Linked DNA regions of Homo sapiens: regions 2, 3, 4 and 5 are each linked to region 1. The links are chromatin contacts, found by Hi-C or POLR2A ChIA-PET in ENCODE. All regions are on one chromosome and are shown on one strand. The core of a region is the stretch at or near the end of the contact, and the rest is flanking DNA. Distances in the headings are between cores, read along the strand shown. Region 1 holds the start of TADA1 (transcriptional adaptor 1). Region 2 holds the start of METTL18 (methyltransferase 18, RPL3 N3(tau)-histidine). Region 3 holds the start of SLC19A2 (solute carrier family 19 member 2). Region 4 holds the start of NME7 (NME/NM23 family member 7). Region 5 holds the start of ATP1B1 (ATPase Na+/K+ transporting subunit beta 1).

Region 1 (5,829 bases), core at 2,315-4,814:
CATGCAGGTTCCCTTCACCTTCCACCATGAGTGAAGCCACCTGAGGCCCTCACCAGAAGATGCTGGTGCCATGCTTTTGGTACAGTCTGCAGACCTGTGAGCCAAACTAACTTCTTTATAAATTACCCAGCCTCAACTATTCCTTTATAGCAACACAGACTAAGGACAAATACCAAAAACAAAGCCAATCAATCCCTGTGAAGGTCAGGACAATGGGTAGAAGTATAAGTGGGTCAGATTACGAAGCACTGGATATACCTAAAGAATATTAAATAACATATGATCATGGCCGGACGCAGTGACTCACGCTTGTAAGCCTGGCATTTTGGGAGCCCAAGGGGGATGTGGATCACTTGAGGTCAGGAGTTCAAGACCAGCCTGGCCAACATGGCGAAACCCCGTCTCTACTAAAAATACAAAAATGAGTCGGACATGGTGGTGGGCGCCTGTAATCGCAGCTACTCAGGAGGCTGATGCAGGACAATCACTTGAGCCCAGGAGGTGGAGGTTGCAGTGAGCCGAGATCGCACCACTGCACTCCAGCCTGGGTGACAAAGTGAGACTCTCTCTCAAAATAAATAAATAAATGCATAAATAAATAACATATGATCAAATCCTCAAAAGAAATCAGGCACCTATTTGAACATGGCATTCTACTGGCTACTATACAAAGTGAGTTGCCTAGCAAAGCCCATGTCTTCCTGGAAGCAGCTTGGGCACACAACCCAACCAGTCAGACATGAAGGATGTTCAGACCACTGGATAAATAGCAAATAACTCATATCCAGCCTCCGTGCATAACCCTGTATGTTTTGCCTACCACCGAGGACCACACTTAAATAGGTTGTGCAAACCAAAGCAAACTGCTCATGGAGGAAATATAAGAAATGACTGTACAGTACAAGAGTATTACTGACTATTTAACCCAGAGGTACTTTTTAAGGAGAAGGGAAAAGAACAATGAGAGAATGGAAAAACAAATTTAGAACTATACGTTACCATTAACTGTTTCTGGCATAAAAATCTCTTTTGATTGCATTTTAGTGGGGATTCACACTCCAGATGCACCAAATTTAGCTTCAGCATCAGTATTTGACCAACATCAGACAGTCGGCTTTGGCCTTTAAAAACTAAATAAGGAATGCTAACTTCAAAAACACTTTTGGCAGCCCTGAACCTGTAACTGATGAGTATGGGATGACAGAGGTCACCATTGCATCTAATCAGGGTTAAAGGCAATCATACACAAGCCAGGTCCTTCAGATTTATTTTGGTATGTAAACGTTTGCTTTCAAATATTTGTAAGCATTCTAGATGGAACAGAGTGAAATGCCCCTTATGTGCTTAAAAATGTAAATTTTGGCTGGGCGCGGTGGCTCACGTCGGTAATCCCAGCACTTTGGGAGGCCAAGGCGGGTGGCTCACGAGGTCAGGAGTTCAAGACCAGCCTGGCCAAGATGGTGAAACCCCATCTCTACTAAAAATACAAAAATTAGCCGGGCGTGGTGGCAGGTGCCTGTAATCCCAGCTACTCAGGAGGCTGAGGCAGAGAAGTGCTTGAACCCAGGAGGTGGAGGCTGCAGTGAGCGGAGATCATGCCACTGCACCCCAGCCTGGACGACAGAGCAAGACTCCATCTCAAAAAAAAAAAAGGTAAATTTTATCAGTCGGTATTACAAAAGTAAAAAGCTACAGTAATTAGGGTGAAAGCTGTCAATTTTACCTATTAAAATAAGTAAGAATATTTAATTCAATAAGCACAGTGAACATCAATATCGAAAGACAATTTTCGGTGGTACACTATAGTCGGGTGTGGTGGCTCATGCCTGTAATCCCAGAACTTTGGGAGGCCAATGCGGGAGGACTGCTTGAGGCCAGGATTTGAGATCAGCCTGGGCAACACAGCAAGACTTTGTCTCTGAAAAAAAAAACTTTAGCCAGGATTAGCGGGGCGTGCCTACAGTCCCAGTTATAGGCTCACAGCAGGGGAGGATCTCTTGAGCTCAGGAGATCAAGGTTGCTGTGAACTGTGTGATCAGGCCACTGTACTTCGGCCTCTGCCACAGAGCAAGACCCCAACCCCCAAACACAAAGTGAAACATATCTCTGGGCGTAAATAAATGTTCACCAAAAATTAAATAATTATGCTAAAATAACAGTTTAGATTTTAATTTTAATCTTTTTATAGTTTCCATTATTATCTTGTTAGGATGAAAAGTAGACTGTCAACTCTGCCACCCCAAAATTTCACATGAAGGAAAAACTCCAAAATTCATGTATGACATCCAACCTAAGTAATTTCAATCCAGTAATAATAAAGAACAGAGAAGGATGAAAAGAAAGTATTGGAGAAAAATTAAGTATTCCCAAATTGCTCCTCCACCAACATCATTTAAAAGTATGCATCCACTGAGTAATGCAAATGTGTAGAATACCAGAGAAGCCATCTAGCAGCAACAACACAGGCACTGTAATTTTAAACGTTTATATTTGCTTCCTATATTTTTGAAAAATAAAGTTGTAATAACAACGTTTTGAAAATTTCCAAACTCTTCCTTGTATCCCAGAGGTTCCTTTTTTGCTCTTTGGCTTTGGCTTTGACTGGATACTGATTTTACCCTTGGCCATTCTGCACCTAACCTGACTGTGCACTAGGTCCCCTGCCATAACCTGGATGAAGGTCTGGCTGAGCGTCTCTGGGATCCTTTACAGCCCCTCTAATGCATCAGTCGGGAATCAAAAGCGTGGGTCCCAACTCTGACAGTGACTTTTGAAGAGTTACTTGTCCGCACTAGGTCTCAGTCTTCTCATCTGTCAAATGGGAATAACAACTGTACCTATCTCACATCTGTTGTAAGGATTAGATAATATATTTAGAGAGCTTAAAATGTTTAAAATGTCCGCTACTGCTATCATCACTATAATTGTAGTGTTCAATGACTGTGATTTCACCAGAGGGTCCGTCTGCCTTACGAAATTGCTGTCAAAAGAGCTTACCAATAATCCGTAGCAGATCACACCAGCTCAACAGGCCTCCACCTCCAGGAAGCCCTCCAGGGGCGGGCCGCCCTGCGCTATGCCCTCTGGCTGGACGCGTAGGGCTCCGGCTCACTCCGCCCAAGTCAGCCTCCCGCATCCCGCACGCCCGCGCTGGGGCCCGCACCTGCTCAGCAGGCCCTTGGGTGCGAAGTGCGCTTCTCCCGCCCCACCCAGGGCAGACAGTCCCGAGCAACGGCGCCCGCCGATGTCTCCCGGGCGCCCAGGAGGCCCGGTCTCTCCAGGGCGGTGAGTTCAGGTGGCCCGCCCCGCCCCGGCCGGAGAAACCCCGAAGCCCCGCCGCCGCGGACTCCAGGCTGCACAGGCCCCCGGGCGACGCGGGCGTCTCCGGGGCGGGCTGGCAGCCCGAGGCCAGGAGAGCACCCGCGTGTTGGCCTGGACGCTGTGCTAGGGCAGCTCTTACTGTTTCACGTTGTCCCCCAGGGCCTCGCTTAAGTTCTTCTTGGCCGCCTCCAGCTCGCTCACAAAGGTCGCCATTGCTCCGCGTGTCTCAGCCCGACCGCAGACCGCCCGGCCACCGCGATCAACAACCCAAAAACCAACTCGGCGGAAGGCCTTGGCTCTGGAAGCTAAGCCGGCCGCCGTCAGTCCCGCCCCCAATCTCTCAGAAGTCGTTTGTTTGGTTTTCGGCTCCGCCCGCCTTTTCGCAGGGAAGGTGCCCGGCCAAACTCTGCTCTCTTCCTCCCGCCCCTCGAGTCACGTGATCCGCTTCACCTTGTCGCGCGCCCATCCTAAACCCGCGCGCCCCGCCTCGGCTGCAACGTTGCTGACAGGCTGGCGTGTCCCAAGCTCTTTCATTCTGTTACCGCTGGGGCAATTCCGAATTCAGCCTGCTGTTCTTCTGCCTGGAGGAGTACCTTACCCCTCCATTTAAAAAAGTAAATGCAGTATCAGTTTTACTCTTTCCTTGCCTTATTTTTCCCCGAGCACTAACCGTCTCATATGACATTTAGTTGATTTATCTTGTAAATGTTATGGCTCGAGGACAGGAGTTGTGTTTTATTCACTGTTACCCGCAATTCTCTAGAGCAGCGCCTGGCACATAGTGGATGCTTAATAAGTATTTGAGTAAATGAGGTAACTATGTAAAATTTGGAAAATACACAGAAAGATAAAGATAAAAAGAAGGAAAAAGTGTTTTACCACTCCCGGACAAACACTTAACTGAGAGAGATTTCTCCTTCACTTCGCACACTCCCATGACTTAAAATATTCTATGTTCAATTTTGCACGTTTTTAAACTTAAGGATTTATCTGTAGTATTACATTGTCTTTAGAATAATTTTAATGACAACATATTAAATACCCCCACAGATAGAAGGTACACAACTTGTTTCCCAATTGTTAGACTGTGTCCATTTCTTCTCTATTAAAAAGCAATACTGTAATATTGCTTTTGAAGCATATAGCATAATGAAGCAAAACTTCTTTATGCATAAAACTTTTCCTCCTTTAGGATTATTACTTTAGCATAGAGTCCCACACATAGAATTACTGGATCAAATGATGGGAATATTTATAAATGCCTTGGTGTATATTGTCAAATTGCCTCCCAAAGTTTTTTAAATAATCCTAGATAGCTTTTAGATCTTGTGTAATTTCTCCAAAGATGTCCCCTTAAGTTCATTCATTCAACTTCCTCACTGCCCAACCTAAACCCACAAGCCCTGTCCTGGCTGCAATGCCAGCCGGGCACCTTCTCTTCACTTGAATTCATACAGTGAGCTCCTATTATGTGTCTGGAACTCTTTGAGTACTGGAGATACACAGGTGAAAGGAGATACAAAGGTCAGGCAAAGTCTTCCTCTCTGTGTCAAAACTCTGGGTAAGTTTTGACACATTTAAAAAATATCCACTTAAGTTTTCCATGGCTCCCCACGCTCTGCTGAACAAATTCCAGACTCCAGCATTCAAATGTTCTCATGATCTGAACTCACCCTACCTGTGTACCTCACACACCACTGGCCTTCCCACATAACCCCACACTTGGACTCAGCATTCTAGTTAACTTGACTTTAACAAATCACATGGCTCTTCCCCTTTACGCATATCTCCTCTCTGCTGGTTTTGAGACTTATGGTTGGCTACCTCCATTTTTTTTGAATCAGGTTCAAACATATATATGAATCTATTCAAGGATCAAGTCAACAGGACTAGGAAAGGCTACAGATAGTTGGGTACATCTTCCAGGAAGAATCCCTGTTTCTCATTTGTCTCTAGCCACGAAGAAAGATAGGCCTCAAAGATTTTCTTTTTGAACCCATGCTTGACAATACTCATACGTCTAGCTCAATTAAATATCCCTTTCTCTCTCAGCACTTATACACCTATTAACACTAATTTTACTACAGTTTTTCAGTTAAATGTCCATTTAAACTGTAATGTTAGACAATATAATATACATAAATGGACATCTGACCAAACAATTTAATATTGAGAGGTGAAGCCGCCTGGGCTTCTGGGCTGGGTGGGGACTTGGAGAACTTTTCTGACTAAAGGATTGTAAACGCACCAATCAGCGCTCTGTGTCTAGCTAAAGGTTTGTAAACGCACCAATCAGCACTCTGTAAAAACACACCAATCAGCGTTCTGTGTCTAGCTAAAGGTTTGTAAACGCACCAGTCAGCACTCTGTAAAAACACACCAATCAGCATTCTGTGTCTAGCTAAAGGTTTGTAAACGCACCAGTCAGCACTCTGTAAAAACGCACCAATCAGCGCTCTGTGTCTAGCTAAAGGTTTGTAAACGCACCAGTCAGCACTCTGTAAAAAC
Region 2 (5,829 bases), core at 1,350-3,849, 2.9 Mb after region 1:
GTGGTAAAAGGTCAAATAGAATGAAGATGGAGAATACCGGATTTTCTTACAAAATGATTTCCCAGGAGATCTCATCAAATGCACGAGGATACCTTCTCAGTTTCACCTAGTGAGTAAAAGACTGGTAACATAGCTCACTTACAATTTGGATAAACAAAACTAAACAAACAACATCAAAATTTCAGAAAAAATAATAGCAAAACAGAAATCAAACACTCAAATTTTTGGTCCTTCTGTTTATTTCATTTTGGATACTCAGTGAATGTTAATTAACCAGGAAACTTAAAAGTTATTTCAATTATGAACCTCTTCAATCCTTCATCAATTATTTTGAGTATTCTGGTCTTAAAAACATCTCTTTCTTCTACAAACTTCTGAAAGAGATGAACACCTCCACCTACACCAAAATAATGTGCTTTGCTGGCCAAAAGTACACGTCCATTTTTACTTAACAGTCTAAGGAAAGTCTGGTGCAAATTACTATAATAATCTGGGTTGTAAATGGTTTCTGAGGTGAGAATGAGATCATATTTTACAAAAAGTTTTTCACTACTTAGTACAAGCTTACAAAACTCAGACCACTCACCAGAAAAAAATCGGCATTTATATAGTTGTGTTACTTTTGGTTTCCTGCATCTTTTCACATCTGGCTCATTTACATCATTTTCTTCATCTTCCAAAGTGGAGTTAGCTACTACATTAGGTAAGGTTACTTCATCAATCACCATACTGTTATAATCTTGAAAGTGAATTTCTTTGGACCCTCCCTTGAATGCAGTTATACCTAGTAAACCTGATCCACAACCAAGATCCAAGACTTTTTTCCCAGCAAATTTCACTTTGGCCTTTGTGAAATAAGCCAGGAGGTCAAAGGTACATTCCCAGATTTTTAAGCCTCCCTCATAAACACCTGTAATCAGATCAGAGTGAGAAGAAAAGCTTTTTGAAACTATGTTTTCTCCAGGGAAGTTCTCTTTCAACAAGATGGTTTTCACTACTGATAACTTAACATGCTGGAAACCTGGTAATGTTTCTATGACTTTATTTTCTAACATCTTCTTTAAATCTTTAGGCATAGCATGCTCTTTGGCAGCTCTCAAGGAGGGCTGTTTTCCATGTGGCTCCAAGTTCCTTGAACTGCTGGCTGCACTGAGTGGACTGTCTGTGTCTTGAGAGGGAGCTGCATTTTCCATTGACTTATGTTCCCACAAGTGATCCTGAGGCAAGTCAAATTGTTCTGCAGAACATTTTCTGTCCCTCTCTTCTCCTTTTTGACTTTCTGAGACTGACAGCTCTTTTGAGGAATCCAGGGTCAAAGCTCCATCTCTAATGGGTGTTAATTCATTTTCCAGATGGTCTTCTATAGTGAAATTAAACTGAAAGGTCATCCTCTTATTAAATGCACACAATCTTTAAATTCAGATTCTTCAACTTCTGGATAGAATTTGATGATACACACAAATCTGCCTCAATTATTCAATTAGTTTTGTTGGGCCCAATTTCTCTTTAGCAGCTTATACATGGTAACAAATATTTAGAGATATTTCCAAATGACTTTTTAGACGTCTTTGGTCCTCTTTCCAAGCAGCTCTGGAAAGAAAAAAAAAAAAAAAAGAAAGAAAATGATGATTAAAGCAAAATGGCACATTTCACTAAAGTGTAATATTAAACAGCCACCCCCACCCCTCCCTGTCCCACCATACAGCTGCTTTTTCTTAAAAAGTTGTGGGGAAGAGAGAGAGATAAGAGATTTGGACACTCATACACACCTTAAGGGTTCCAAAGTGGGAGAAGAAAATCAACTATAAAAACAAACAGAAGAACAACAGCAACCACCACCACTACCACCTGGACAAACATAAAGTCCAAGATATTCAGACAGGACAGCCTAGCTACTTGCTGTCTTTCAGCTGTCTTGATTTGTGTCCAACCATATTCACCCCCTAAGCTTCCAGAATAACTTCACTTCTGTCTTTTACAGAAGAGGTGCAGTATTTTATTTTGGTAAGTCAGCGTCCCTTTAAAAACATGCATAGGTATGGCCTGGTGTGTGTAAATTCATCCAAGACTTCACTCCAAACATTTAGTCGAGAACAGCAGCCCTAAGTGTATAGAAGTGGGGGTAATTTGGCAATAATTAGTAAAGACTAATTCGGTGGCAGAGCAAACGCAAACTAGGGCACTGCAGTAGTTTGGAGAGACCTGTAGAAATAAGAAGCAACTTTATTGAGAATCTTCTATCTACTGCGCTAGACACTATACCATCTGCCTCAATTTTCACAGTTCTGGCAAGTGGGATCTTTGTTCCCTTTATACAAGATTTACAATTTGGGGGAGAGGCGGGTCACCCAGTCCCGCGGCTAGGAACGCGCCTCTTTCCTCTCCCATCACGCTGCAAGGCTTGGAGTCACTTCCGGCTGCAGGTCCCGGAACAAATCCGACCCCAGAAGTGGGGACTTCTGGCCCTCACCTCCCCATTTGAATGTAATGTTTACAGTGATCCAGACCTGGGGATGCTTGCTTCCCGACGTGTCCTGGGATCGCGCTTCTGAAAAAGCTCACCTCACAACGCCTCCTCCGGACCTAAATCGCGCACCAGTGAGTCGAGTCCTCCAGGGGCTAGAGAAGCCCGACTTTCTTTCCGGCCTTGAGGGACCCGGGCTCACCAAGAAACCAGCCGCCCTCCTCTCTATGGTTTTGGAGCCGGCGGAGAGCGCGCAAGGGTTGGCGGGACTGCGAGTTTCCGGTCTGGGCTTTGGCGGGTCTGGTTTGAAGCTCTCCTGTTTGACGAAAGTATGTCTCAGGAAGGTGCGGTCCCAGCTAGCGCGGTTCCCCTGGAAGAATTAAGTAGCTGGCCAGAGGAGCTATGCCGCCGGGAACTGCCGTCCGTCCTGCCCCGACTCCTCATATCCTTCCTTGGTTGTCACTTCTACCTAGAGAAGGGTGTGGGCGGGTCGCGAACCTTTCTCTTCTGTCCCTTCAGACCCACCGCCAGGCTGGGTTATATTACCGCGGCCTGAACCCCCTCTTTTCTTTGTCAGTGAGTGGGATGAAAAGTGAGGGACTGGAGGGGAAGCGACAACCGTGGTAGATTTAAGTAAGGCTTTGGCCCTGGAAAGCCTCGCGGACGTGTTCTGACCCAAGGTTTTAGCAGTGGATGTGGCGTTTTCTTCCATTCCTTCTTTCAGTTTTTCTGTACTCGTTGCTTGCAATTAAGTGTAAATACTTTTGCTAGTGGATAATGGGGGAGGCAAGGACTGAGACCTGCGGTATGACGATAGCTCTGGCTCTTAATAGTTTGAGGTAAAGCGAGATACTCTGAGCTTTTGTCTCCCGTAAAAAGGGTGGTGAATATGAATAAGGGCTTTCTTAGCGTTATAAGAATTAAAGGGCATAGTTCTGTGGTGTGAAATCTTTAAAAGATGTTCAGTAAATAAAAATGATTTTCCTCCTTCCCCTCTCAGACCTCTTTTTCTTCTTTCTTTCTTTTTTTTTGACAAGTTCTCACTCCTCTCACCCAGGCTGGAGTCTTTCTGAAAGAGTTCTTCCGCTTGTTGTTGGCTTTCAACTGTTGGATTTGAGGCGCTTAGCGCCTTCTTCGTCCGGGTGCAGCACATTCTTGATTGGTCTCATGCCTTTGTGGTTGTAAATGTGCCTGGAATCCTAGCCTTTCATGGTAAACCATATGTATATGTATCTTTTTCACAACATTTGAGCCCAGCTTTATACAATTACACTCAAAAGAAAAAAAGTAACCTTCACTTGAGAGAATCTCAATACTGCACAAATATTGTGCAGCTAAAGCCCTATGTAATCACATAGAAGTCATTCACCTAGGCATTAGCAAAATCTCAGAAGGTGCCAAAGCCCCCTTTTTTAGTTTTTGTGTAGGTACAGAACTGCCGTCTTCAAGGAGTTTCAACTTGAAAACAAATAGCCACCCTCAAAACATTCAAAAACACTTAAACTGCGTGCATAATGTGTGTGAGACATGGTGTTAGGCTTTGGGAGAACAGAGACACGGAACGTGATTCCTCTTCTTCCCCACAAGCTTATAGAGAGACTTCATTAAGTTGAAAGTCAACATTCCCACCTAGCTTTGCACTTCAAACGACATATTCAAAAAAGCCCAAACTTCCTCTAGTTTTCTTCATCTGAGTAAATGGTTTCACAAACTGAAACCTTGAATCCTCTCTGTCTCACACACCCGATCAGTAAGTTCTATTGTTTCTGATTCCAAACTATGTCTTGAATCAATCCGTTTATCTCCATCCTCATTGCTACCACTCTGATTCCAAACCCTTATCACCTCTCACTTGGAGTATTAATAGTTTCCTTGTTTCTACTCATAATTCATTATTCCAAAAAAGTTAAGAGGGGAAAAACATAGATCTCGTCATTTCCCTTTTTAAACCACTTTACCTTCAAGGTTCCAGGTGATCTAAGCCTTGCCCTTCTCTCATACCTAGTTAATTAACTACACTCTGTTCATGAATACATTAGGCTCACCTACCTCAAGATCTTTTTGCTCAGCCTGATTTGTTCTCTCAGCCTTTTGCATATTTCATGTTTATGTCTTGGCCCAAATGTCACTTCCTTAGAGGGGCTTTTTCAGAGCCTTCAATCTTAGGCAGTTCCCCCAAACGCAGTCTTACACTTGTATCACATTGGCCTGTTCAGTTTTCTAAAAAGCACATTACCATTAAAAGAAATGCTCTTGTTTGCTTTGTATATTTTCCACTTCTACACATTATGTTGCAAAGTTCATAAAGGCAGGATGTTGATTTTCTTCACAGCGTTACCCTCAGCACCTAGAACAGTGCCTGACACATAGTAAGCATTCATTAAAGGGCTAAAAATATTTCATGTTTTAAAAATACTTGGGAGTCTAATTAGACAATACTTTTTTTCAGCTTAATGGTAGTATTTTAGCTTCACTATTTTAACAAATGAAAAATTTGCAATAAATCTACAATGCCATTACCCCCCAAAATCTTTTTCATGTTTTGCATTTTACGTATTATTTTCCAGGCCTTACCTGCATGTCTGCATAATCATAACTGACTAATTTTGGAACAGCTGGTAATTATTTGAGCTTTACTGAAATTTTTTCATGAGGCCAATTCTACCCTACTGAACTCAAATTTGAGTTAATGATGACCTCATTTTGATTGCTGCTGTAAAAAATAAGATTTCGGAAGAGGAATGAATTCTTGTATTACTGTGGTAGGACTATGGGTTTTTTTTTGTTTGTTTGTTTGTTTTGAGACGGAGTCTCACCCTGTCACCCAGGCTGGAGTGCAGTGGTGCGATCTCAGCTCACAGCAGCCAGGTTCAAGTGATTCTCCTTCCTCAGCCTCCCGAGTAGCTGAGATTACAGGCACGTGCCACCATGCCCGGCTAATTTTTTGTATCTTTAGTAGAGATGGTTTCACCATGTTGGCCAGGCTGGTCTCGAACTCCTGACCTCGTGATCCGCCTGCCTCAGCCTCCCAAAGTGCTGGGACTACAGGCGTGAGCCACCGTGCCCGGCCGGGTTATTCATTTTTCTTATTAACATTCTTTGATGATTCTTATGGTGTTGTTACAGTAAAACATTTCTAACAATTATTCTAACAATTATTCTTGATGGTGTATATGAAGAATTTATTGTCGTGTATTTGTAAGCTGCTATGTGCAGAAGAATTTCAGTCAAATAAAGTTGGTAAGATAGGTATGTAAGTAATATGAAAAAAGATAGAAGGTGATGAGTGACTTAGGTATAAATTAAGTACAATAGAAATGTTGAGGAAAGAAAAATTTCTTGTAATAGAAATCGGAAGTACAAAC
Region 3 (5,829 bases), core at 1,259-3,758, 2.6 Mb after region 1:
GAATCAGCCATGATTTGGTGGTCCTCTGAGAAGACACCCCTTCCCCAGACTACTAGATTTCTCTTCAAATCCCACGCTTTTCCTCAACTAATTTGCAATAAGAGAAGTACACTTATGTTTTTTGTTACACAATCAGCAAATAGTTACTACGCCTGGCAACTCTGCTTTATTTCTGTGCCCCCTGAACACACTTCACTCACCTTGAAAAGCTTTCTGATAGGACAGAGCACATGATCTTGGTAGCACGTCACACAGCAACCTTCTACCCAGAGCACATGACAAAACAGATCAGCTTTCAAATATCAACACTGGGAACATGTTTCTCTCCCTGTGTTTCACTATCCGGAAAGGCGCACAAACTGTGCAGATCACATGGCAGTTCACATGAAACTTTAATGGTCAGCTGTTCACAGCAGTATCAATTCTGCCTCAGTGGCTACACCTCAGATTCAGTGGTTGTTTTGGGTCTCCAGAATCATACTTTCTCATATCAGTGCAGTAATTTTCTTGTAAAATCATTCTGTCATGAAATTTGGCTGTTTTGACATTATTGCTTTAAATCAGTATTAAAACTCAAATAGGTTATGAATAACTGTTACGGTCGCTTATGTAATGATCCACAAGACTGAGAAACGGCCCAGCCACTCCATCCCACAACTGGCAGGTCAATAGGGTAATTTAAGGCCAGGCAAAAAGTCAGTGATACTTGCTAGAAGTGAACAAATGTCAGACTCTCAAGTGAAACCCTCAATACGTAAGTCAATACTGATTCTTAATTCTCTCTCAAGTGCCCTTGAAAATGACGGAGCATTGCAACAAACAAACTGCAAACAACAAACTATGAGTAACTATATCTCGCCAGTGTGCAAATGATTCCGGTAGTGCCATCTCTTGTTCTGACCTGTTATGCAGGGTTACTGAGTGGCTACTCAAAAGAAGTGACTGACTACTACCCACATAGAGAAGAGTAAGGTTTAAATGGGAGGAGTATTTTACAGCACCTGGGGCAAGGAGGCAGGGTGGAAGGAACAGGTGTAGGAAAAAAGAAAAAGCTCTCAAGTGGCCCCTTGACTGATAGTAGGAAAAAGAACATGAGACCTCAGCTTTCACCCTTTGTTGTATTCAAGGAAGAGGGTGTTGAATCGGCTTTATTTCGGTTTTGTGGAAGTACTTTGGGTTTAATTTCTTTCTCAGTTTATATATTGTCTTTCTTCTGCAAAAATCAAGTGCTGGTTTTGACCATGCACTTAAATAGGTCAGCACATTTCTAAAGTACACTATGCGCTTCTGAAGTACTTTATTTGTAAGCCCTCATCTAGGGAAAAAATCAATCAGCAAGAAACTCTTGATGATGGACTACGTGCTCTCAATTACCCTGAACATCACAGAAGGCCTTCAAAGACATCACCTTGTATCTGAGAAGCAAAACTAACATCTGTGAAGCAACAATTCGCAATACAAGAAACACTATAATTAAAAGTCAATTATGTTTCACCATCTGCCTTTATCCCTGGAGGTTGGTCTTAAGGTAGAGAGGGGCAGGATATCCTTGGACACAACCTCACCCAATTAAAAATCAAGACAAATTAAGATGTTCTGTACTTCTGTCCTGTCCTTACTTGATTAAGCCCACCCATTCTGCCAAATGCAAACAAAGTAAGGTATGGACAGGAAGCAGGTGAAGGAGGTAGAGGGAAGATCCTTTCAGAAAAGCAGTGGTTGCCTACTTTCAGTCAATGAATATTTACTAAGCCGTGTCCAAAGTACACTTTGCTGTTTTCACTTCTTTGTCAAAATATTGCCCCCTCGCCCCCAGCAGGAACTGCTGGACCAGTCTGGGCAGTCACGCTAAGCCACATTACAACACGATCAGCATACTGCCTGACGCACAAGGCACGGGGCCTCTGGACGCGTGTTCTGAGCCCTTCGCAGGAGACTCGTCCTACAGAGCCGAAGAAAACAGAAAATCATGAACACAAAGAAGAGCACGAAGCCGACCTCCAACTGGCAAAATCAGAAATCTCTGCCGAGAATGGCTCGAGCGCTTTTCTCGGTCCTCTCTTCCTCCGCTGCCCACCCGCAGGCCGGTCGCCCGCCCTTCCCGCGCCCCGCGTCCGCCGCGCGTACCTCCCTCTCGGTCAGGTTCTTGTCCGGCCCCAGCAGGTACGGGGTCAGGAAGGGCTCGGACGGCCTGAGGCTGGCGAAGAAGCCGTAGGCGCAGAGCAGCGCGGTCGGCAAGAACCAGCATTCGCGACGGACCCGAGCGGTCCGCAGGAGCACAGTGGCCGCCGCCGCCGCCGCCCGCCGAGACACCGGGCCGGGCACATCCATCCGGGGCGCGAGGGGAGGGGACCCGGCCCGGCCCCTTCCTTCTCCTCCTCCGCCAACTGGAGTGAGGGTCAGGCACTTGTAACCGCGAGTGACGCCTTCTCCCTGTAAGGCCAGGACGTTCTGGACTCGCCGCCGCCTCCGGCTACAGAACCCCCAGCTTTACCCTACAGACGCCTCTAGGGTCGCTGCCTGATCGCCCAGTTTAAGGGAGACCCGTCCTAAGGCCCACCCTCTGCCACCGCCTCCACTCCGGGAACCAATCACAGCGGACGCCGGGAATACTTGCCTGCTCTTCCATTGGTCGTGGGTCACACGACGTGAACTGGGGCGGTGGCAGCACGCCAGGCCTCTGACGTCCCAGGGCTCAAGCGCGGAGGACATGTGGAACTCCACTCCAAAAGCGGCGGCTTGCGGCGGAGCTCTCTCTAGTGAGGCGGCCAGCTGGCGTTCGTGGCACACTTGCTGTCGGCTCCGCTCATCTGTTGGGAATGCGTCCTGTGGGCCTAGTCCTCCGCTGGAAGAAACGCGCTGTTCTCCCCAACCACCGTTTATCATTCTTATTCACCGTCTCCGGAATGTCCATTCAGTTTCCGCTCCTGAGAGACTTAGTGACTGAGGCCAGGCAAAGATTTCACCTTGGGGAGGGGGAACGTTAAACCTTTCCTCCAGCAGCTTTCGTGTTTTAAATTGTATTCATCCGCCATGGAAAGACATCAGAAGCCCAGGATCTAAGAGACAGACTGAAATGAAGAAAGTAGATAATATTGTGAGAATAATGAACAAGCTGGTCACTGAACAGCAGAACCGTAATGGAGTCCCAGTTAAAGGGTTTTAACTTTATTTCGTCACTTTTTGCAAGCATGATACAAAGAAAACAAACACCTAACTACGCTACGGTTTATAGTTAAAAGGAAGGTGGAAGATCCTGAGTCATTACAGCAATCACAAAACATGATGGATTTCTTCATTTAAAAACACAAAAGAGGTCTTGGCATAGTTTTCAAGGGCAAAGCATGACAAGACTCTCCAGTGCTTTCTTTCATCCCCCTCTGTGTGCCTTTTTCTGCCTGACTCACAGCCTGGCTCAATCCTAATCTTTCTACTGCAAAGATGCAGCATTTAAAGCAATTTTTCCTGTGCAGTATTTGTAGAATGACAGATCCTGCCAGAAGCTCTTGGAAACATTTTGGAACTATCTTGCTTTTCTGTATGTTATGATCCATCTAGCACCGTTTTCCTCCTGTGGTAGCAAATGACACTTTTTTCAAGCATCAGCAGCAGAAATGAGTCTACCAGATGGAATAAGATACTGGTAAAGGGAAAGATTTGTTTCTAAGACTGCACAAATGAATGCACCCAAATCTGTGAGTTGATTAATCTGTGAAGAAATACAACTGGCAGTATTTACATATCTCAATGAGTCTCAAAGTGTGGTCGAGGAAGCCCTGGGGGTCCTTGGGACCCTTTCAGAGGTTCCACGAGCTCAAATCTATTTTCATAACCATGCTAAGTCTTTATTTCCTTTTCCACTCCAGAGGCTATATAATGTCTGATGACATCATCGCTTTATAGGATGAGAGAATACGTGCTTGTATATTCTTGTGTTTGTAAGACTTTCCAGGTTTAATTTATTACCATATGGCAATTTTCAATAAGTATAACCCACAAAACCCAACAGATTTTTGGGGCACCTCTAACAAGGGTCCTAAGACCAAAATGTTTGAGGACTGCTAATCGATATTATTCAATTGTCTAGTCCCCTAAACTCCAACCCTTCTTATCAGGACTACAGAGAGAAAACAGGTGGTCTTCTTGACAATCGCTTTGTATTTACATTCAGTGCTTTAGTAGAAGAGAAGAAAGAAAGAGAAAGCAAGCCAGAGAGGCCTCGGAAAGAGAAGCCTACTTATTAAAAATAGCTTTCTGGCTGGTCACGGTGGCTCACTCCTGTAATCCCAGCACTTTGGGAGGCCGAGACGGGCGGATCACTTGAGGTCAGGAGTCTCAGACCAGCCAGGCCAACATGGCGAAAACACGTCTCTACTAAAAATGCAAAAATTAGCCGGGCATAGTGGCATGCACGCCTGTAGTCCCAGCTACTTGGGAGGCAGAGGCAGGAGAGCCACTTGAACCCAGGAGGCGGAGGTTGCAGTGAGCGGAGAGCGAGACTCGCGAGTACTCGTCTCAAAAAACAAAACAACAATAACAAAAACAGCTTTCCATCCCTTCCCTGAGGCTTGGGTACCTGAACCACGTTAATCTGTAAATCACTGCTTCTGTAACTTTTCCTTGGTATAAATCACATAGGCAATGAGGTTGGGTATAAACAGTAATTGTCCTTGAATTGGGTAGATGTTTTCTTATTATTTTTGTCTAAGAGGTCATTGCGATAGGCAGAATTCTAAGAATGATCCCCAGTGACGCTTGCCCTTGTATAACCCCCACCCATTTGAGTGTGAGGTGAAACCTATGAATTTGATGAGGCAATACTCCTGTTATTATGTTACGTTTTATGACAGATGTGAGATTTTCCAGGTGGGCCCAATCTAATCACAACAGCCCTTTAAAAGCAGAGATTTTCCGTCTGCTAAGAGCAGAAGAGGAAGTCAGAGAGATTTGAAGGATGAGAAGAATTTGACGTGCTGCTGTTGGAGGGGGCTACATACCAAGAAATGTGGGCATCCTATAGCAACTGAAACTGGCTCCTGGCTGACAGCCAGCAGAGAATCAGGATATCAGTCCCAGAATCATAAGGAACTGAATTCTGCTAAAAACCTAAATGAGCTTGGAAGTGGGATTCTTCCGAGAAGAGCCCAGCCGGGTCACCATCTTAATTTTGGTCTGCGAAACCGTAAGCAGAGAATCCACTCAAGCCCACCTGGATCTACAGAACTGTGAGCTAAGCTGATGTGGTAATATTTTAAAGCCGCTAAATTTTTGTTCATTTGTTGTGCAGCAATAGGAATCTAACACAAAGGTAAATAGAATATATTTTTTAAATCGAGGCAATATTCACATAACATAAAATTAACCATTAATTAAGTGTACAACCCAGTGGCATTACTACATTCATAATATTGTGAAACCATCACTTCTGTCTAATTCCAAGACATTTTCACCACCCTACAGGAAACTGATACCCATTAAGCAGTCACTCCCTGTTCCCTCCTCCCCTTAGTCCCTGGCAAACACTAATATGCTTTCTGCCTATGGATTTGTCTATTCTGGAGGTTACATACAATTTGTGACCTTTTGTGTCTAGCTTCTTTCACTTAGTTTAATGTTTTAAAGATTCATCCACATTGTAGCATGTATCAGTACTTCGTTCCTTTTTATGGCTAAGTAATATGTGTATATACAACATTTTGTTTATCCATCAATTGATAACATTTGGATTATTTTTACTTTTGTCTATTGTGAATAGTGCTGCTATGAACATTTGTATGCAAGTGTGTATTTGAATATTTATTTTTATTTCTTTGGGGTATATACCTAGGA
Region 4 (5,829 bases), core at 1,039-3,538, 2.5 Mb after region 1:
GAAGTTGCTTGGTATGTTCAATGAAAAGCAAGTAGCTAAAAGGCAAGAGAATTTTTTTTTTTTAAGTATGGAAAGGGAAAGGCAAAAGCTAGACAGAAAAGTGCTTGTTCATGGAGGAACTTGTGTGCCATTCTAGACATTTTACTGTAGGAAATAGGGAATCTAGAGTTTTAAGGAGGTGAGTAAATCAACAGGTTGGGTTTTTAAAAATTCCTTCTTGTGGCAGAGAAAATAATGGATTGGAGAATTTCCAGACCAGACTGTAAAAGTCACTATTAAAATAATCACGAAATGAGGAGATGACAAACTAAAATTTGATCTAGTGAACAACTGAATATGGGAGAAATAGAAGAGGGAGGAATGTAGGATAACTCTGATTTCTAGTTTAGGTTATAATATAGTAGTAGCATTATTTAACTTGGTGAAAATAGGAGAAACCAGGAGGAAAGATAGCAAGTTCAGTTTTGGTCATATTAAGTTTGAAGGACATTTGAGACAGATGTGTCCGGGAAGCAACTGAGTTAGGCATTAGTAGATCTGAGAGGAAAATTGAAATTTAGAAGCAAAATCAAAGGTGTTAGTAGAATCCATGTGAGTGGACAAAATCACCCAAGGAAAATGTCTAGACTAAGAAATGAAAGTAATCAAGGAGTTAATTCCAAAGAATGACATTCAAAAACCAGGCACAGCCAGTAAAAGGAATTAATGACTATGAACCTCAGTTGTCACAAAGAGACTAAGTAATGTAAATTTTGAGAAGTAATTACTGTATTTGGTATTTAAAAGGCCATTAGAAACTTAAGCAAGAACAACTTTCTTGAAGCCATTAAAGAAGCCAGACAGAAGACTTTTGTCTGTTTGATATAAGTAAAAATAATATCCTTTCAAGAAGTTTACTGATAGATAGGAGGACTAGGAAATAACTGGATAAACACAGGATGGAGGACATGGTTTTGCTTTATTTAATTTTCATAAGATGTGTGACTTGAGCACTGAAGAGAAGAAACTGGAGAGGAAAAGGCTGAACGCACAGGAAAGAAAAAAACAACTGGAAGCGAAATGTAACAGATGGAAGCAAATGAGATCAAGAGCAAAGATGGATGGATTATCCTTTAATATCCCTTTCTCTACACTAGAAATACAAGACTAAAGGCTCGGCAAAAATATAGAGCAATGTGTAGGTTGGGGGCATGAGGTTGAAGAAATGGCCTGTTATACTCCATCATGTTTAGAAAGGAGAAATGAAGAGGGCAAAAGACAGGGTTTGTAAAGGGAAGGTTTGAAAATGTCTTCACAGAGAATGGGTCAGGGGAAAACTGGGGTAACCAAAAGGATTGCTGAGTAGTATGAAGAAACAAGGGGTGGTGGGTGAGGGCTCTGTTTCTAAATTCATAGCTATAACTATCTAAAGATCTTTCTATCCTCCAGTCCGTTATCCATAAGTGCTTAAAAGATATGGTAGTTAAGTGAATTAACTAGAACCCTCTCAAACATAGGGGTGAATTAAAATAACCTATAGGCTTATTTAAAATGCAAATACCGAGCTCCATTCCTTTCATTCAGAATTTCCAGGGGTGAAGCCCAAACAGTGAATTCCAGAAGCTCTCCAAGCAATCCCAGGAGAAATTTCTGTTTAAAAAAAAAAGAAGAAGAAAGAAAAGAAAAGAGAAAAGAAAAGCAAGCACAGACCTAGAAGGTAACCAACTGGATAGAAGAGCGCTGATCCAACATACACCTGTTAATGGCCCTCGTGGGGGCGTGGGGCAGTGCTCTGCCACTCAGAAAAGCAAAAAGACTCCAAGATCTAGGGAGATTCAGATCAGTGTTGAGACAGTCACATACACACCACCCCATACTCTTAATAAAGCGCGTTAATGTGAATCTGTGAACATGAAAAATGCCATGATGAACAATGCAAACACATAATGTTTGTTCAAAACAGGTTATTAGACTCGATGCCTTACCCTAAATTTTCTGTTTCATTACTCTAGAGACTTAGTAACATTAGTGGAATTCAGGGTGCTGTAAGAAATACGGAGAGCGAGGAGACTGCAGGAACAGCCCGTGGGAAGGGGGAAAGAGATAACGGGGAGAAGGTCGGGAGGACCGGACAACTTTAAGTGCCCATCCGCCCGAAGACTTGGAAAGCTAAGTAAGTAGGACCCCAGAGCCGTTCTTCTGGCATCCCCTGGCACTCACCATTGTCTCAGGATCTCAGCACTAGAAAATAGGTATCGTTGAGACAGGAAGACACCACCACCACCACCATCATACGGTTACTCAGGCAACAAAGCCCCGCCCACTGTCGCACGAGGCGTGGGACGCCACCGCCCCACCTCTTCGTCCTTAGTGGCTGGGAGTAATCTCAGCTGCGTTCATCCAATCGACAGACCCGCCCCTCCACGCTGTCGCCTGGGGCTACGAGACGCCATTATTCTGTTTCCGGCAGTTTTACTTCCGTTTGTTTAACAGCTGGCCCGGAAGTTTAAGTGAATATGCGGCTTGGGCTCCAAAAGTTGCTGTACGGTATTTTATTTTAAAGTAGAAATCTGTCCGCTTTTCACTTACGGAGGCCTTACAGTGTGTGTTCTGTGTTACTTGAGTTTATACGCACTGCAGAATTTGTTTACCCTGCTCTTTTGGAAACGTATTCCGGAAGCGAAACCCTGAGTAATCGGAAGTGGTTAGGAGTGAGAGAGCTGCTGGATATGCGGAGGGACTGGGCGGGTCGGCTTCCGAATGGAAGAGGTCTGTGAGAAGTTAACCTGGTGATACCGATCCGAAGAGCCTATCAAGTGAAGCCCCCTGAAATACGGAGAATAAGAATCTTAGAGGTAAATCCGAGGACAAGCAGGTATAACTAAGGATGTTGGAAAGGGACGGAGGTCTGGCTGGAGCTCGGTGGCCAGTAGCTTTGGATTTAGGGAAAGATTGTTCCGGGAAGACTTTTTCAGACAGGGATGAAACTTAGGTTTCGACTTCCCCGGACAGCAAAGTTGACAGGCTTGTCGCTTCCCGGCCTATCGCTTTCATACCTGCTCACTCCCCCTACTTACTTCTTCACCCCCTCCGCTTCATTTGGCATTTGCCAGCAGGCACTCGCTGTGCCTGTACGTTTCGCAGAGCAGCTATCAAGGGCAGTTTCAGGGATCGTTACTCTTACGAAGGGTTTTTTGGATACCTCTTTTCGGAGCAGTAGAGTGTAAGTGTAGAAAAGTTTGTGACTGTTAAGAAAGTTAGTCGTCGGGTTCACTAATTGAACTGAGTTGTATCTAGTACTGAGAACGATCTTTTTTTGTAGTGAAACCAGTTGTCATCTAGTGTACAGTTTGTCATATTTATATCATTGCAGTAGCATCACCTTCTTATATGTTCTCTGGTAAATCTGAGTCTGTACTGTAAGACAATGTATACATTTCTGAAAGCATGGGCTCGATATGTTTCTCTTTTTACTTTTGGAGCTACACTATTTTAATTTTAACTTTTTATTACCAAAAAAGTATAAATTATGTTATCTTGAGTAATATTTTTTGTCGTTTGTTAAACATCTAAACAGAAGCTCCTTTTTGATATGTGTGTGTGTGTATACAAATTGTGTCGGTATGTCTCCTAAGAAAGTAATTACTTTAAAATTCCTCTTGTCATATGGATGACAAAACCACCACAGTAACTTCATTCCCTTTGCTTGGCTAAAATTCAGGACATACTTCTGACAATTTAGAGTGTATTGGTGAGGATGGTGAAACGGAGTATTTAGAAGTAAACCACCCCTAATTTTTTTTTTTGAGACTTTTAGTAGACATAACAATGCCTTCTGTGAGAATGGGATATAAGGGACATTTCTCTTTCTAAATGCATGCGTACTAAATACAGAAGCAATTAAAATATCATAACTTTTAAATTGGAGGTACTCTATGTGTTTATATGATATTTTTAAAATTATTTCATATGCATACATTTCTAGGTTGTTCAGCAGAAGTCTTGGAGTGCATTTTCAGTGGTTAAGGTGAAAAAATGACTACTAAAAATTTAGAAACCAAAGGTAAGTGGCTTTTTTATAATTGTTTTTAAAACATGACATTTATGACGATGTGAAGGAACGTTTGAGCCAGATAACTAGATCTCATGGACCCCCTTGGGAATCATTTGTTATTTCAGATCCCTTTATGTTTATTTTTTAGTGCAGTGTTTATATTTCAGTACTTTAGATGTACAAGTGAAATTTAACATCATTAGTTAGAATTTATTAGGTGACTACTCTTAAACATTTAATGTTAATGCAAAGTTTTTAACAGCTATATTCCCTATACACTAGAAGATTACGATTTAAATAAGAATACACATTTTAAAGATTTAAGTAGATAGACAAAGCAACTAGGGTGTATCAAAGATCTCTTTCATGTTGTATTAGTTTGCTGGGGTTGCTGTAACAAAGTACCACAAACTGCATGGCTTGAACAACAAAATGTATTCTCTCAGTTCTGGAGGCTAGAAGTCCAAGATGAAAATGTCAACAAGGCTGTGCTCCTTCGGAAGGCATTAGAGACACTCTCCTAGCTTCCAGTGGCTTGCTGGCAGTCTTTGGTGCTCCTTGTCTTGTAGACGTACCACCCTTATCTCCGCCTTCATATTCACATGGCATTCTCCCTATGTGCATGTTTCTGTGTCTAAATTTACCCTTTTTATAAAGACAGCAGTCATATTGAAAAAAGGAACCCAGTCTACTCCTGTATGATTTCATCTTAACTAATTACATCTGCAGTGATCCTGTTTCCAAATGAAGTCTCATTCTGAGGTAGTGGGGGGTTAGTACTTCAACAAATAAAGATTTGGGGGACACAATTCAACCCCTAAATTGCTAAATACAGTAGTCACTTTTTAGTCCTAGCTGATTTGTCCTCTCTAATATTTAATACTGTTGACCATTCCCTGCCTTTTGAGATACGTTCTTTTGATGACTTCCATGACATCACTTTTATTTTCAGTCTACTCTGTAGCCTTTCACTGTCCAATGCGGTAATTACATGTGGCTATTTGAATTTAAATTAATATTTTTTAAAAATTAAAAATTCAGTTTCTCAATGACGCTTGCCAAACTTCAAGTGGTCGGTAGGCAAATATGGCGAGTAGCTATTTCAATCATTGAAGAAAATTCTGTTGGACAGCCCTGCTGTAGCTGTATCTTCTCTCTTTCTTTTTCAGCCTCTTCTCCTTCTTATTTATCTTTTAAATATCAACACTTTCCACCACTGTTTCTTTTCTACTCTCATGACTTCAGTAATTATCTATATAAATGACTTCCAAATCTATCTATATCCCTAATCTCCTTCTTTATGATTCATACCCTTATAGACTACTGCCTACTGGCCATCTTCACATAGCTGTAGGCAACAATTTTAACATGTCCCATAGTGAACTTCTCCTGACCCAGCTTATTCTTTGGATGGGTTGAGTTCTGCATGCTAGAACCATCAGTTAAAGATGGAAAACTGTTTTCTAGATGCCAATTTTTCAGCAAACTGACCTCCAGCCACAAACCCTCTCTAAAAGCAGGTTGAAATAAGTTTAAGAAACAAGGAAGAAAGATCATGCTAATAAATATTTAATTGAATTTAATTCAGCTTTGCAACAGCATTTCATAAGTCACCAGAAGGCTTTTATACCATTAGATAAGCAAGTCAGAGACTGTAATGAAAGTAATAAACTGGGGATTAATGGGAAATAAGAGCAGTTAAATAATTAATGTGAAAGCAACCAACATGGTGCTTGTCAAAAAGCAAAAACTAAATACAATATTATGATTAGTCATTAGAAGTACTGGCAAGTTCT
Region 5 (5,829 bases), core at 2,034-4,533, 2.2 Mb after region 1:
AACTGAACTGAATAATTTCTTTCTCCTTTCTGCAGAGAAACACTGGGTTTCCATACGCATTGACTGAAAAGTTGTCTTAGTTCCCCATGGTCCACACCCTCTTCCACGCCCAGCCACACACTCCACCTGCCGGGGCACCCCTCCCTTTGGAGAACCACACATGTTCGGCTTTCAACCTGCTGCTACAGCACCCTTCACAGAAGGGGCCTTGGAACAAAAGCCCAGCTCAGCACAGCCCAACGGGACATAAAGTACTTGAGTTATTCATTACTTGAGTTGGAGGAGGTCACACAGCAGGAAGCGCACTGGAAAGCAAGGGGAAAGGTGGCAGAGAGGGTGGGGAATGCGTCAGGGTGACCTTCTAGGGGCTGATGGGAACTCAGAGTCCTGGTATGGGGTGGGTATCAGAGTGGGAAGGTGACAAAGTCATAGCAACAGCCCCAAGGTTAGCCAAGGTCAAATGGAAACAGCTGATTATAATTAAGCTAGCTACTTAGCTCTTGCCATGCCTCAGGCACTGTGCTTAACACTTTCCCATATCGCTCCTTTTATCCTTGCAATAATGTATCACTTCAATTTTATGACTGAGGGAACAGCCCTGGAGAGAACAAGTGACTTGCCCAAGGTCACCCAGCTAGCATGCATGTTCTGAAGCTGGGAAGGTGAATGTAGGTCTTTACCAGCTTGTTCTGTGTGATGAAGTGGTTAGATGAGTGGTACAATTCCAGATGGTCTAGAGTGGCGGGGCAAGTGGAGTCTGAGATGAGCTACTGAGATAAATCTGGTTCCTATAGGGCTGAGATCATGTTTTCCAGCAGCAATCCCAGGACTGGGTGGAAACCTGGAGGTTTTCAGGAAGGCTGGAGGAGGCTGGCTTAGGATGAGCTGCTGCATTGGCTGTGCAGACGTGACCCTCAGGACTTCATCTGAACCTGTGAAGAGTTTCCATGCAGGGAAGGGGGGATGAGTAGAGCTAGGGACCTAAAATTTGAGAGGGGAAGATATTCCCCAGTGGAAGACAGTAAATCAAAGACTAGAGACCAAGCATCAGTCTACTGGGTGTTTGCTACACCTCTGAAGAGCTAAGGTAGGACACTTGTTTTAGGAAAAAAGAAAATCTGTCACTGGAGACTCTCTTTATATATTTTGTCTTACCATATGCTTCTTTTGGAAGGGGGGTTGGGAATCAAGGTACAGGAACGGAGTGGGCACAAGTAAGGGCACCACCAACTCCCAGAACCGCCTCATCCCTTCCCATGCTACCCTTTCCCCACTCATCTCTTTTTGCTGATTCTGCCTACAGGTTTTCCCTCCTGTTACAGTAATGGACACTCAACAACACATACCCTTCCCAGCAACCTGTCCTGCTGGAAAACTACTCGATAAGGTAACTTCTGCCTGAAGGGGACCAGGGTCATCATACCCGCAAGTGCAGCATCTTCCTGCAGCTCTCATACTACCAAGCTGGGGTTTTTCCAACATAAACATTACAGGTGCTAAACGAGAGGTGGCTTCCTTTCTCAATAAGCTGTTCTCTCTCTCGGATGCCCTTGACAGAGCCCTGCAGCCTCCCCCACTGGGGCTTGGTGGATAGGTGGTCGCTTCTCCCCCGAATTTCAGGAATGTTTAGGTTTGCACAGGTCCTGCAGGCGAGCTTGGAGAAGGATTAGAAAAATGCTCATTCTTAATCAGTTCGGGCTTGTCTTTATGCCAGCGAGGTTGACCTTGGGGACAGAAGGGTGGCCAGGATAAGGACAAGCATCCTGGTATTGGGGAATTCTCTGATATGGGGCTGGGACGTCAAGATGGGCCATGATGGCCCCTGGGGATAGGGCTTCTCTGCAGTGGAAGCAGAAGCATCCCGGTGTTTTCTGCTGTGTCACTGTCCTCAGAGGGATGTATAAAGCTGCTTGGGGGCTCATAGGAGAGGGATGAAACCAAGAGTTTGGCTTTCCAGCAACAGCGGACAAAGAGTGGGAAGGGGTACTCTATGCCCCAGGTCTGCAACATCTTGCCCTATGCGCTAGGTTTTCCCAAAGGTCCTTTGGCTCCAAGAATTTTACAGCAGAACAAAGGGATCGATACCCCCAAGGGGGCATAAAAGCATGCCAATGAGAATACCCGCCGCCGACCGGGCACCAAGAAAGTCCTCGGTGGCTGGGTCACGTGCAGATATTGTTGCCTGGGGTCTAGACTGGCCTGAGTCTCAATTGGTTTCTACGGGACAACTCACTGCGGGCTACCGCCCTGGGTGGGTTTGGCAATTGTCCTGCTCGAGGTGGTTCAGGCCGCCCACAAGGGGCACAGCCGGGCAGTCAGGAACCGGGGCTGCCGGCTGGGCTGGCCTGCAAAGAAGAGGGAAGGGCCGGAACTGCAACCGCAGTGGCGGGGAGTGCGAGGGGGCGGCAGGTGCAGGAGCGGGAGGCGGGGCGGAGCTGGGCAGAGTCCTCGCCAGTCCGGCGTCCCGGAGTGACCTTCCCCCACCCCGCCAGCGCCCAGGAGGGGTGGACCCACAGCCCAGGGAGGCCGAAAGCGCGGGCGGGCAGGCAGAGGCGTGGAGGCTGGGCCAGGACTGCCGGGCTGGGGTCCTCGAGGCTCCGGGCGACCCAGGTGCGGATCCCCCAGCCACGGAAGGGGCGGTTCACGCCCAGCCGGGAGCTGGGAGGGGGCTGCGCGGCGCTGCCTGCGCGTCCCTCACCGCCGCCCCCGCCTCCTCCTCGCCCCGCGCCCAACGCCCCGCGCCCAGCGATCCAAGCGGCCCCTCTAGCCCCGGCGGCTCCTTTGTGCCGGCCCCGAACCCGCCCTCTCGGGCCGAGTCCCTGCCCCTGGCGCCGGCGATTGGCCACCGGGCCGCTAGAGGGCGGGGCGCACGGCCGCCGGGGCGCGGTATATAGTAAAGGTAGGGCGGGCGCAGCCAATTCCTCGGCTCCTGGCGGGAGTGCCGGTGGCGCCCCGCAGTCCGCTTGTCCGTCCTTCCCTCTCTGACTCTCCTACCCCGGGCCTGTCTCTGCAGAGGTCAGGGGAGGCGGGGGCCCAGCACACGTCCCCAGTGGCAGCGGGAGCGGCAGCTACGGGTTCGCGGAGCCCCCGACCCCCCAAGGGCTAGAGGAGCGCTCGGCGGACCAAAGAAAGCCCGCGAGCGGCTGCGCGCCCACCAATAGGTGCGGGGCTCGGAGCCGCGCAGCCTGCGCCGTCCCTCCCTCCGCCCCCGCCCCGCCGCCGCCGCCGCCGCCGCCTCCCCCTCCTCCTGCTCCTGCCTTGGCTCCTCCGCCGCGCGTCTCGCACTCCGAGAGCCGCAGCGGCAGCGGCGCGTCCTGCCTGCAGAGAGCCAGGCCGGAGAAGCCGAGCGGCGCAGAGGACGCCAGGGCGCGCGCCGCAGCCACCCACCCTCCGGACCGCGGCAGCTGCTGACCCGCCATCGCCATGGCCCGCGGGAAAGCCAAGGAGGAGGGCAGCTGGAAGAAATTCATCTGGAACTCAGAGAAGAAGGAGTTTCTGGGCAGGACCGGTGGCAGTTGGTGTAAGTACGGGGTCCGCAGCTCCCGGCCGCCGCGTCTGATCTTTCCCGGGCGGCGCATCCCCTGCGCAGGGTCCGCGGCCGGTTCCGCACCCACCGCGCTGGCCGGGGTGGCGGGGGCGAGGGTGGTGGACGCTGCTGGGTCGCGCCGGCCTGGGCTTGCAGTCCTGTGCGGAATGCGGTGTCCCCAGAGTGGGGCGCAGGGTCGGGGCTGGAACACGACAGGCGGAAGGTTATGCATATCGTAGCGATCTTGGCTTGGTAATTTGCAGTCTTTCCTACCGTGCATCGGTTGAGCCTTTTACTCCTGGGAATAGTCAGGCTCTGCGAGACTACATTTGTCTCTCCCGTGTCCTGAGTCCTTAAAAAAAAAATGAGATCTGGGGTCTTGAGAGAACCTCGTGAGGTGATGGGATCTAATGCAGACGAGGTTGTGTGTTACAGCATCTTTCTTCTAGTCTAAATACGTATCTCAAAAGAGAGGAAAGAGAAGGGTGGAGAGGAATCCATCCACACTGTAGTATTTCACAGCGATGGCTAAGGATTTCCCTCCATGACCTCCCCTGGAGTCATCACCACCCAGAAATGGTTCAATAAGCTCCATTTCAGGACTCCGATTCTTAGCTTTGGCCCGAAACCTGGCAAAGTCTGGTTGTTTTCAAGGTCTACACAGACAGTTGTGGATCAGTCAGTAGGTTGGGTTGATTATGGTGAAGGGAATATAAACGCAGAGCAGCTGATCTTAAAATATTTTGTGCAGCCTGTTGCTTGGTTGGATAGACTTTTTTCCATCGAAAATTAGATTTCTTGTTTTCAGCCTCTCCGGAAAGGTGACTTTTTTTTTTTTAAAAAAAAGGTCATTTTGAAGGGCAGAGTTGTAGGCGAATCTATGAGTCGTGACTGCGTGAGGGAAGGAGGGAGGGAACTCCCCCTGCTGCATCACTGCCCCCTCCTCCTCCAACATCATCATCATCATCATCATCATCATGACCATCACCACCAACACCACTGGCACCACCACTGCAGTCATTCAGGGAGTCCTGAACAGAGGCCGATTGGTGTTCCTGCTTGGGAGGATCTGTGGGAATCGGCAGGAGAATGAGTCAGGGAAATAGTGCTTAGCTGACATTTTGAAATGGAAGAAGCTGGAATATATGAATTTTTGTAAAGAAAAAAAAATGCAGCCTGTGAGTCTCTCTTGATTGAAAATTAAAGGGTTAATAATGCATCACACTTCAAGGTTAGTCAAGGTGAAGCGTCTTTCCAAGGTGTTACTGGGAAGCATAGGTATCCCTGAGCCATGGAAAATGTAGTTCTTTAATGGCTTTTAGCTTTTGTTTTATATTTTATTTTGGGGAGACTTCTTCATTGAGATTATTGTCATAGTGTCTCAGGCATAAAGGTAGTTTCCTGTGTTTTACTGTGGAAAGGAAAACCTGAAGAACTGTGGGGTGTGTGTAGAATGAACAGCTCCCTGGCAACTCCTTGTAACTTGAGGGAGGCCTGGAAGGTGCACTGCGGTATGGGCACCCTTCTCCCCAGGTTAGCTGGGGCTTCCTTCTCTGGTGGTCTGACCCTGCTGCGTCACAGGGGCAGGGGCTGCATTGACTCTAGGCACATTGTGAAATTTGCCTTCTTGTCTTTTTCCCCTTAGTATAATATGCATCTTTGCTCATTCCAGTTTCATGCTTCTCAGAATAATACTTGCTTTAGAGGGTAAGGCAGTATGGACTGACTCATTTTTAAGCCGACATTTAATGGGCAGCACCTCCATGAGAGAGAGAAAGAGAGACCGTGTGTGTCAATTTTTATGTCTTGATATCCTATCCAGCAAGCTATCAGTATGCTGATTTGTGAATGTAGACCCAGGACTGCTGTACTTGCCTCCTCTTCCCTTCCATGTTCCACGGTACAGGTGCTGGGCTAAAAATCCCCTTTTTGTTTTGTGCTAATATGTCTGCCCCTTTCTGGCAGTGTAAAAACTGTCAGAGCCTCTCTTAGGTAGAAAAGGCGGCAGCAATTACCGTCTCCTACGGAGAAAATGCCCCTTTTCCAGCACTGGGCCCAACATGGATGCCCTTGGGGCGAGGGCAGGATGCCCTTGGCTCGATTTTGCTTATAGGTAGATTTTCACCAAGATGGACGCAGGAGACTCGCCTGTCACCTGCTGGAGAAATCACAGCATGCAAATCACTTTGTGCCTTCTGCCTTTTTATTAGGTTAATACAGACATTGGTAGGTTTTATATTTACAGCTAGGCCTGGATGCCTGCCTGTGACCTTTTGAAGGGTACACACTGTTTGTTTGTTCAT

What was found. A loop is a pair of places that touch in the nucleus more often than their neighbours do. ChIA-PET counts read pairs that join two places held with the same protein, here RNA polymerase II (POLR2A). Pooled maps may share reads with other maps.
Region 2: a loop to region 1 is called in a map of naive thymus-derived CD4-positive, alpha-beta T cell, with 7 times the contacts of the local background. The contact joins the promoter of METTL18 here to the promoter of TADA1 in region 1. A Hi-C loop is called at or near these places in 1 of 168 maps with a recorded cell type or tissue (naive thymus-derived CD4-positive, alpha-beta T cell) and 6 of 50 pooled maps. POLR2A ChIA-PET finds 5 or more read pairs at or near these places in 2 of 52 experiments (activated CD8-positive, alpha-beta T cell and activated T-cell).
Region 3: a loop to region 1 is called in a map of naive thymus-derived CD4-positive, alpha-beta T cell, with 7 times the contacts of the local background. The contact joins the promoter of SLC19A2 here to the promoter of TADA1 in region 1. A Hi-C loop is called at or near these places in 2 of 168 maps with a recorded cell type or tissue (gastrocnemius medialis and naive thymus-derived CD4-positive, alpha-beta T cell) and 6 of 50 pooled maps.
Region 4: a loop to region 1 is called in a map of CD4-positive, alpha-beta memory T cell, with 13 times the contacts of the local background. The contact joins the promoter of NME7 here to the promoter of TADA1 in region 1. A Hi-C loop is called at or near these places in 1 of 168 maps with a recorded cell type or tissue (CD4-positive, alpha-beta memory T cell) and 12 of 50 pooled maps.
Region 5: a loop to region 1 is called in a pooled map, with 6 times the contacts of the local background. The contact joins the promoter of ATP1B1 here to the promoter of TADA1 in region 1. A Hi-C loop is called at or near these places in 1 of 168 maps with a recorded cell type or tissue (OCI-LY7) and 4 of 50 pooled maps. POLR2A ChIA-PET finds 5 or more read pairs at or near these places in 1 of 52 experiments (Panc1).

Annotation. Positions count from the first base shown.
Region 1 is chr1:166,872,700-166,878,528 of GRCh38, forward strand. It overlaps TADA1 (transcriptional adaptor 1), which reads right to left and starts at 3,565. Exons shown (of 8, transcript NM_053053.4): 1 at 3,461-3,565. The coding sequence starts at 3,534. RefSeq lists silencers at 3,022-3,421, 3,452-3,501 and an enhancer at 3,902-3,951.
Region 2 is chr1:169,792,308-169,798,136 of GRCh38, forward strand. METTL18 (methyltransferase 18, RPL3 N3(tau)-histidine) reads right to left here and starts at 2,600. Exons shown (of 2, transcript NM_033418.4): 1 at 2,508-2,600; 2 at 222-1,590. The coding sequence starts at 1,388. The coding sequence ends at 270. FIRRM (FIGNL1 interacting regulator of recombination and mitosis) reads left to right here and starts at 2,733. Exons shown (of 25, transcript NM_001320047.2): 1 at 2,733-2,808; 2 at 3,522-3,676. RefSeq lists an enhancer at 2,333-2,652.
Region 3 is chr1:169,483,436-169,489,264 of GRCh38, forward strand. It overlaps SLC19A2 (solute carrier family 19 member 2), which reads right to left and starts at 2,509. Exons shown (of 6, transcript NM_006996.3): 1 at 2,128-2,509. The coding sequence starts at 2,331. RefSeq lists enhancers at 1,914-1,973, 2,516-2,810, 2,614-2,863, 2,646-3,566, 2,874-2,943 and a silencer at 2,154-2,333.
Region 4 is chr1:169,365,509-169,371,337 of GRCh38, forward strand. It overlaps NME7 (NME/NM23 family member 7), which reads right to left and starts at 2,289. Exons shown (of 12, transcript NM_013330.5): 1 at 2,200-2,289. The coding sequence starts at 2,202. It overlaps BLZF1 (basic leucine zipper nuclear factor 1), which reads left to right and starts at 2,687. Exons shown (of 7, transcript NM_001320973.2): 1 at 2,687-2,834; 2 at 3,965-4,042. The coding sequence starts at 4,015. RefSeq lists enhancers at 2,126-3,325, 2,265-2,766, 2,429-2,508, 2,767-3,266.
Region 5 is chr1:169,103,407-169,109,235 of GRCh38, forward strand. It overlaps ATP1B1 (ATPase Na+/K+ transporting subunit beta 1), which reads left to right and starts at 3,284. Exons shown (of 6, transcript NM_001677.4): 1 at 3,284-3,520. The coding sequence starts at 3,424. It overlaps LOC101928596 (a long non-coding RNA gene), which reads left to right and starts at 718. Exons shown (of 2, transcript NR_135799.1): 1 at 718-1,087; 2 at 1,304-1,501. RefSeq lists enhancers at 1,701-2,274, 2,765-3,059, 2,848-3,420, 3,421-3,993 and a silencer at 2,332-3,251.